Regions from separate parts of the Mus musculus genome. Here region 2 is linked to region 1. Evidence: chromatin contacts called from ENCODE POLR2A ChIA-PET data. All regions are on one chromosome and are shown on one strand. Each heading gives the region's core, a stretch centred on a gene start or an enhancer-like site at or near the end of the contact. The rest is flanking DNA. Distances are from core to core; before and after follow the strand shown.

Region 1 (4,602 bases), core at 1,136-3,635:
GTCTACGAAACAGGAACCGGGTAACGCCAGAGTCAGGGCACGAAGGGCTAGACTGCCATGAAGCAATCCCCCTCCTCCCACAAGTCTCAAATTGCCCAATCTCACAAGATAGAGGTGGGCTCCATGCCTTTGCAGAGCTCTCCCATACCCGGCTCCACTCCCTTGGGTATCAAGACAGACCTCAGCTCTTCTAAAGGTGGACTGGGAATGGGGCGAGGCAAAGAGCTCTGCCACACTTTCTCTTCCACCTCATACATGATAAACTGCAAGGATAAAACTTCTCCTGGATAGTGAAGATCACTGAGAATCCCCACAAGGCTACAACCCAGGAGAAGCCTAGGGGAGCACTTCAACTACTTAAAACAGTAGGGATGGGAGCTGATTGCACTATCGGCCTCACCCCGAAGGGCAGAAGGCCCAACCCAAATGTTTACATGAAAGATAAGAACCTGGTGCTCTCCCCCTGAGCTCAGGTGACCTAGCAGGTAGGACCCAGCTGGAAGCCTCCCTGTCTAGAAAGAAAAGCAGCAAAACTCAACCTATGTCCTCAAGGCCTAGGCTCCTTGGAAGTAGAGGGAGTAGACACAGGACATCCTGTAAGGGAAGCCACTGGAAGAACGAATGTCCCCCTCCGTTCAACAGAAAAAGTGAACGCAAATCCCCTGCAGAACTTTAGGGCTGGAGGGCTGGAATGACGTGCAGCCCAAGGCTTAGACAGGATGACGAGAGCAGCCGTCCGCACAGTGACATCAGACTGTGGACAACCAGCAGAAATATAATCTGATGCTGCCACTGATCAGTGGCCATGGTGGAGGTCCAGGAGACCACCAAGGCACAGAGTGAGGATGAAAGTCACCTGGATGTGCATGTGGAGGACTGGGGGCCACCTTCTGAGTGAAAGAGACCCCAGGATCTACGGACAGCAGACCACATTTCCCCAACAGTCTTCGACGGTACCTGCTAATGTCTTCGTGGCCCCATCCTCATCTTACTGGGTAATCCCAGGTGAAGCACACTCATCCCGTGGGCACACCCCTGGAGATGGCGGTCAGGGACAGCCAGCCTTTTACCCTAGATGGTTCCCACTGCTCCCATGCTCTTCACACAGCCACTCCCAGCTCTGCTCCCGGACCCTTCCCCCAGAAAGCTGAACTGCTTTTCCAGGCCACAGGGCTGTCCTAAACCTTTGCAGGCTGGACACTTGTCCCCCTCTTGCAGCAGTCTCTCAAAGACACTGGCTGGCCACTAAGCTGTCTGTGAGGCACCACTCCCCTTCCCCAGAAGCCAACCTCCCAACTACCTCTCCATCCAAAGTCTCCAGGGCCAAAGTTCTACACGGTTTTATTTTAAAAAATCACTTAGTTTGCAAATTATTTACTCTCCCCTCAAACTCAGGAATGTTTAAGCTGGAGGGCTAAAGGGCAACCCTCTGCAAGCTCTAGAGGAAGATAGTGTGGCTCTGAAAGAATACTTAAACAAAAGCCCAAGTCCTAGCCTAGGACTGTAATCTGGGAGGGGACCCAAGTTCCAGGCCAGCCCTCAGGCTCTGGATATCTCCATTTCAAAAGGAAGAGAGATTAGCATAGCTACTAAATCTAACTTCAGCATTCCCCAGACAGGGTGTAGTGTTTACCTATACTAAGGAATTCCAATCCCCTAAGGAACTGCTTTACCCAAATTAACCAGCTCCATTAGCAACTGGGGCTTCTGCAATCTCCATACAGTCTTATCTCAGGGCACCGTTTTTTTTTTTCTTTCATTGGAGTAAATACAGATAAAGAAAAGACTTCCAAGTCTGGCCCCATGTAGAAAGTGCCCCCCCTCCCCTCTACCTCCATCTGAATTGGCTCTTTGGAAAATTAGCTTTTTGGGCAGAGGTGTCCACAGCTAGGAAGGGTGGGTGTCACTCATTCTTTAGGGTCCCTAATTGCACTAAAGGCAACCACAGGCCCTTGACACCAGCACCAAGTTCCTTTAGGGCCTATGGGTCTCTTATTACAAGTGAGGTCAAGATGGCCCACCTGACATTTAAAGGGGGGCTGTACAAAGGGTAGGCCGTTCCCCGTCCCAGAGGTTATGTTGGCCTCTCAATCAGGGCCCTGCTCTCCTTCGCTCACACGCAGCACCTCGCCCCCATCCCCGCGCGTCTCCCTGGCCCCGCTCACCCGCTTGGCCTTCTCCCATAGCTGGTTCAGCTTCTCCATGCGGAACTCCTCCCCGGACTCGCGCTTGGCGGCCATCTCCGGCTCGTTCTTCTCTCGCGAGTACTTGCCGCCATGGCCTGCTATGGGCTGGGGCACAAGCATCAGCGGCAGCAACAACAGCACTAGCAGTTGGAGCCGGGGCAGCGTAGAGACCCTCTCTCTTCGAGGCGCCATCTTCCTCTGAAGCGCTAGCAGACTGACAGGACTGGGTCTTGTAGGACCGCCCATCTGTAGCCCCGCCCATCAACCGGTCTCCGCGAGGCCCCGCCTCCCTTCTCAATCCGATCCCGCCCACCCCAGGCCCCGCCCATATGACTGCCCACTTTTCGGTCTCTGGCTCCGCCCTGCCCAACACCAGCAAAGAGCAATTATCCCAAGGTATTTTCACGCTGGGGCTGCAAAATTCAGAGCTCACTAGCGGGGCTGTAAGGAGAAGCAGCTGGGAAAGCGCACTTATGCACCGCCCCACTCCTCGTAATCACACAAGAAGTGCGGCGGAAGATGATTTTGCCATTAAACCCGGGAGCAGCTATCTCAGCTCCGTCTTTGGGACACATCCCAGACACTTCCCCTCCGGGGTTTCTGTTTGGAAGGCTTTGTGCACTTGCCTAGTCTCTGCACCTGCAGCCCTGGAGAAAATCCAATGGACATAGTGAGGCCCAGCAAGCCTGTTGGGGACATGGCCTGGCCTGGTGACAACCTGGTGCTCGAGGAACCCAGGAGTCTGGTACAGGCACCAGCAGTTTGGGCCCAGGAGGGACAGGCAGAAGAGTCGTCTGGTAAGGATGACCAGTGTCTTAGTCAGGGTTTCTATTCCTGCACAAACATCATGATCAAGAAGCAAGTTAGGGAGGAAAGGGTTTATTCGGCTTACACTTCCATGCTGCTGTTCATCACCAAGGAAGTCAGGACTGGAACTCAAGCAGGTCAGGAAGCAGGAGCCGAGCAGAGGCCATGGAGGGATGTTCCTTACTGGCTTGCTTCCCCTGGCTTGCTCAGCCTGCTCTCTTATAGAACCAAGACTGCCAGCCCAGAGATGGTACCAATCACAAGGGGACCTCCCCACTTGATCACTAATTGAGAAAATGCCTTACAGTTGGATCTTGTGGAGGCATTTCCCCAACTGAAGCTCCTTTCTCTGTGATAACTCCAGCTGTGTCAAGTTGACACAAAACTAACCAGTACAACCAGAAAGGGTCTCCAATAGGGAGATACATGGAGGACAAGGGTAGGGGATATTTGGGGGGAGTGGTGCTTTTTTCTTTTTTTAATAGTTTTAAGCTGTATTTTGTGTTTCCACAAAAAGGGTTCAGTATATCTGGAACCCTGGTGGTTTGCAGACGTTAGCACCTGTTTTCTGAGATCTATTTTTGGTTTGGTTTGGTTAGCTCTGGTTATCCTGGCATTCACTATATAGACCAAACTAGCCTCAAACTCAGAGATTTGTATGCCTCTGCCTCCCAGATACTGGGATTAAAGGTGTGCACCACTTTGCCCGGCCTAAAATGTCTCCTTTTCAGATAGGAGAGAGGGTTTTGTTTTTGTTTGGGGGTTTTTGTTGTTATTTTGGCTTTGTCTGGTTGTTTAGATCAAACAGGATCTTACTCAGTAGCTCTGGAACTCAACTATGTAGATCAGGCTCACCTTGAACTCTCAAAGAGATCTATCTACCTGATGCTATCTTCCAATTGTCTGAGATCTTTTTTGTTGTTGTTGTTTGTTTTTGTTGTTGTTGTTTTGAGACAGTGTTTCTCTGTGTAGCCCTGGCTGTCCTGGAACTCACTCTATAGACCAGGCTGGTCTTGAACTCAGAAATCCGCCTGCCTCTGCCTCCCAAGTGCTGGCATTAAAGGCCTGTGCCACCACCGCCCGGCTTGTCTGAGATCTTAAGGGCAGTTGCTTCATTTATTTTCTCCGGTTTCAGATAACAATGTGAAGCTGGTCCCTAGTCACCTATCTTCTCCAGGAGCACAGTCTCCCAGCTGCATGGCAGTCAGTGTTTAATGCACTAGCCTTGTTTATGTGCTCAGATCAGTCTCACTGTAACAAGCCTAGCAATTCATGAAGGCCCCGGACAGACCGGACGTTTTGACCCTTCTCCAGTCTTCTGGTGGATGCACTCCAGGTGTGAGTTGGAGCCAGGCTTCCTCCCCTTCACTACAGGTTCCAAGACTGCCTCCCACAGGCAGAGGTGGTTGGAGCCCTGTTGCCTCTGCTCAGGGTTCACTACCTGCATCCTTCCCAGGAATGCTGTAGGCTGGGAATGCTGTAGCAGTTCTGAAGGGAGAGAGGATGAGAGGATGGAGAGCTGCCAGCCCTTTGCTTAGTCTGAAGAGAATCCACAGTGAAATGGGTGCCGTGGAAGAAGCTTCCTGGCAGCCTCTAAACTGTGCTCCTT
Region 2 (4,281 bases), core at 1,481-3,980, 470 kb after region 1:
ATTCCTAGCACTTGGAGGACAAGGCAGAAGGACCGTAAGTTTCAGGCTAACATGGGCTACATAGAGACCTTCTCTCAAAAAAACAAAATGAAATTTAAACACAATGTAAACCTTATAATATGGTAACTAACACATGTTTATTGATTTTTTTTTTTTAGATTAAAATTCCCCTTTTGAGTTCTTGAAAAATGTGAAAAAGTTTACTTCTGGTTTTAAAATTGTACTCAAACATGTGCTTGGTTTACACTATCTGTACCCAAAGTTGGATTTCATTGTGGTACCCACAGGCAACAGGGTCTCCCTGGTAGGCATTGGTTAATCACTTGTTAAATGAGGGGACCACGGACACGCCGCTAGCATTACCTTTACCATGTCTCTGTATTTCTCTTTGAGCTCCTGGTACATCCTGCTATAGCGCAGGATAGACACCAGGGAAAGTGTGCTTTTAAACTCGCTCTTCCTGTTCTCCACCGCCCACCTGGCCAGCTTGGACAGCAGTTCTTCTCCGAGCCAGGCAGGCTTAGGATAGACAACACCATCTGAATGCCATCTCTCTGGACAGAAAATTAAAACAGATATGAACCTTCAAAAATAAGAGAAATACCAATGAGAATGCTAGCTTCAATCCTTAGTCCTAAGTGACATGTTCATTTTCCCAGAAGGGAGGAGCAACTACAGCATTCTTTCAATGTGTGTATGTGTATGTGTGTGTGTGTGTGTGTGCATGTGCATGTGTGTGTGTGTGTGCGTGTTGTTGTTGCAGGTATCAAACCCAAGACCTCGCTAAGGCACAAAATGGGCAGGTGTTCTACCACTGAATGACAAACCTGTACTTTATAAGAGGGACTCTAAACTATGACAGGATATTCCACCCCCTACTCTGGACCAAGATACACAAATAGCAGTATGATAATCGGATAGAGCTCATGTGAATTTGGTCTAGATAAAAAGTCCCCTAAAGGCTCCTATGTTGAAGGCTCAGTCCCCAATTCAGCTGAGTTTAAAAGTGGAACCTTGGGGAGGTGACTGGACCATGACAGGACCAACCTCATCAACAGGCTAACTCGTAGATACACTCAGCTTAAGGGACATTGGCGGTGGTGGGGACTTAGAGGGTGAGTGAGGTTTTGTTGGAGTAAGCAGGGAGTTGTGTTGGCGGTGGGCTTTTAAGGGCAGATTTTGTCCATGGTCCCTTATGCTCCTAGTTCCTCACTACAGGCCCCAAAACCAAAGAGGGAATGATCACAAACTAAAATATGATACCCGTTTAAAATTATACACATACATCTATATCTGTGTGTGTGTGTGTGTGTGTGTGTGTGTGTTTAAAAGACAGAGGACAGCTCACAGAACATGTGGGCTCTAGGGATCAAACTCAGCTTGTAAGATTTGAAACGAGCACCTTTATGCACAGTCATCTCACTGGCCCTCAAGCATCCTTAAGTTGACTCCCTTGGGTATTATGCAACAGAAAGCTGACTAACAGAGTACCCCAGCTAGTTGCTGTACACCCCTACCGGCATATGGAATATAGAGATCAAGGACTCTGGCTACATTGTGATCCCCAATCCAGTACCAGCGCCAGGAACCAGCAGAGTGGTGACTATAGTATACATCTGAGATCAGCCAACCAACACAAGACCTTGGCTCTTCTGTACCCCAGAATCTTCCAGTTGACTGCTGATAGGACATCCGGGATGGGCATCACATAGTGGTGCAACAGCAGCGTCCAGCTCTTACCATTCTCCTTCGTTGTGATGGAGATGGAGTTGATACACGTTGCTCGTTTTAACCTCCAAATTCCCCTCATTATCTTCTTCCAAGGGCAAAAAGGTGACACTCCCACTGGAGACATCTGAGGGGGAAAGACAAGGCTATCAGGTCATAACTGCTCTAAACGGATCCCTTGGAAGTAGAACTGAGCAGCGATGGACAGGAGAGTAATGCTTTCCAGTCCTTAGTGGCTGTCCAGCACTGGGGAGAGGGCTCTACACTTTGGACACACCATTATAGCTAGCACTTAGACAATACAAGGCCAGAGCTGGGTGGTGGGTGGTGTGGCGCTCCTTTAATCCCAGTACTTGGAAGGCTGAGGCGGGTGTATCTCTGTGAGTTCGAGGCCAGCCTGTTCTACATAGCGAATTCCAGGCCATATAAGGCCCTGTCTCAAAAAGCGAACGCTTTTCAGTCTGTTTGCGCTCTTCCCACTACTCTCCTACCTTGCACTACCAGTTCTTTCTTCGGCTCTGTGAGTGGGGAGTGCGGGCTCGCTTTCGGGATGACAGTCCTGAGAATCAGGTCGAGCTCCTGCGCGGCTTCAGGCTGAGGACCCAACGAGGGGCCACAGAGGAAGGCCAGCATTTCCGGATTGGCGTGGACGAGGCTTTGGGAGACTCGGTCCCATAGCGAGTTCAGGTCAGCCGCGGGAGCGGTGCCTTCGCGGCTCGCCCTAGGTCCCGACTCTGGCTCTCCTTTAGGAGAAGCCTGTCCGGGTTCCCTCTCCAGCCCGTGTCCCTGTCCCTGCCGCGGTCCACACTCCGCCTGGGCGTGGGACCGCAAAGTTCTCCCGCGGGCTTCCATGCGGGCGCCGCACAGCCTCTTGTTGGCCACCTGTGGCCTCTCCAGCCACACGGTCACGGCGGCCCAGAAGCCTGCAGGTAGCAGGGCATCAGGATCGCTTAGCCGCACTCTACCCAGCTCCTCCATGGCTGCGCGCTCGGCGCGTTGGGATGACGCGACCCGGAAGCGCATTGACTCACGGGAGTTAGAGCCTGGACCCGGAAGGCCATCCCTTTGTCCTTTTTGCTGGGCGGTAGCTTCGGAGCCGCTGGCGGAGCCTGGGACGCGGGAGGAGCAGAGTGTGGGCCGCAGTGGATACAGCCTCCTGGGGTCCTCAACGACTGAATGTACAACCCCTTCTCTGCTTGCTTTCTTGCTTGGAAATAAGAGCTCCCAAGCGGTACATCCGATTCGTGCCCCCTAAATGAAATTTTGCCCCCAGAGGTTCCACCTCTCACGACAAAGCTAATAATACTGAGAGGAGAGGAAGTTACTTGAGCAAACAAGACGTAACTGATACACTCAGCAGAAAGCCACACTTATATGAAGGATTCTACAAAGCTGGTTGGCTAACTACAACTTCATGATTGTAAAGAATTGGAATGCGGACCCAAAGCTAGCATTACCTTGGGCGATTATTTAGCTCCTTTATAGCCATGCATTGCCCACCTGTGTCTGACTCCAAATTCTTTGACTGGAATACATTAACTTGCCAGAAAGTAACCTCCTACCAACCCAAAAGATAAAGCTGGCATCAGAAAACATAAGAAACCTATAACACAGACGTTCTGAAAGTATAACAAAGTAAAAACAGAATTCTAGGCCTTTAGGCCCAGGCTTGGGAATGTGGCCTTTGTAAAGGTATGCTAATCATAAAACAGATAGCGACATTCCTCTACCCACCCGCTTCCTGGGTTCAAAGAGTGCTCATTCAAAGAAAGTCACCCTGACCATTGCCATATACAAATGTGCTTTTGTTAGGGGCTCTTAGAAACTGTTTTGAAAAATAACCCTCACAATTACCAGGTATTCCTCGTGACTCTTGTAACTTTGCACTTCCTTGTGACTCTTAACTGGTATTTTTGTTATTTTCCAACAATGCCCTTCCCACCTCCTTGAGTTGTGGTTTCTTCCTTTAAATACCCCCTTACTCAGCTACTCGGGGCGCCACGGTCCTCTACCCCTTCGTGGTGTATGACCGTGGGCCCGAGAGCGCTCTTGAATAAAAATCCTCTTGCATTTTGCAACAGGCCCGTTTCTTGTGGGTGATTTTGGGGTGTCGCCTCTCCTGAGTCAGAACGTGGGGGAGTCCTCACGTTGTGGGTCTTTCATTTCTTACTTTGTTACCTGAGGTCCGAAACAAAGTATTTGTTAAATCCTTTGGAATGTACAAACTATTAGCTTCCACCAACATGAAGGCTAAAAATGTCTCCAGCAATTTCCCCTCATTGTTCTAACCCACCTACCTGTTGGTACCCATCCTTGTATTTTAAAAATACTTACTTTATGGATTTTGTTACTATTAAAAAAACTGTCACCACGTATGAACATAGTTTTTAAACCATAGTCACTCATATTTGTCTCCAGACTAAGCTATCCCTCACTCCCTTTAAGGTCAAAGCTGTGTTTTTATATCAGCACAACAACCACATGCCTCTGCTCTAATGGTCCAAAGAGCCAAACACGCATCTTTGACCTCATCTCCCAACCTCTTGGCAACAC

Evidence for each region. ChIA-PET counts read pairs that join two places held with the same protein, here RNA polymerase II (POLR2A).
Region 2: POLR2A ChIA-PET joins it to region 1 with 17 read pairs in embryonic stem cell. The contact joins the promoter of Trmt44 here to the promoter of Lrpap1 in region 1. POLR2A ChIA-PET finds 5 or more read pairs at or near these places in 4 of 5 experiments (Patski and embryonic stem cell).

Annotation. Positions count from the first base shown.
Region 1 is chr5:35,103,314-35,107,915 of GRCm38, forward strand. Lrpap1 (low density lipoprotein receptor-related protein associated protein 1) reads right to left here and starts at 2,386. Exons shown (of 8, transcript NM_013587.3): 1 at 2,166-2,386. The coding sequence starts at 2,378.
Region 2 is chr5:35,572,340-35,576,620 of GRCm38, forward strand. It overlaps Trmt44 (tRNA methyltransferase 44), which reads right to left and starts at 2,731. Exons shown (of 11, transcript NM_030208.3): 1 at 2,220-2,731; 2 at 1,741-1,855; 3 at 364-583. The coding sequence starts at 2,706.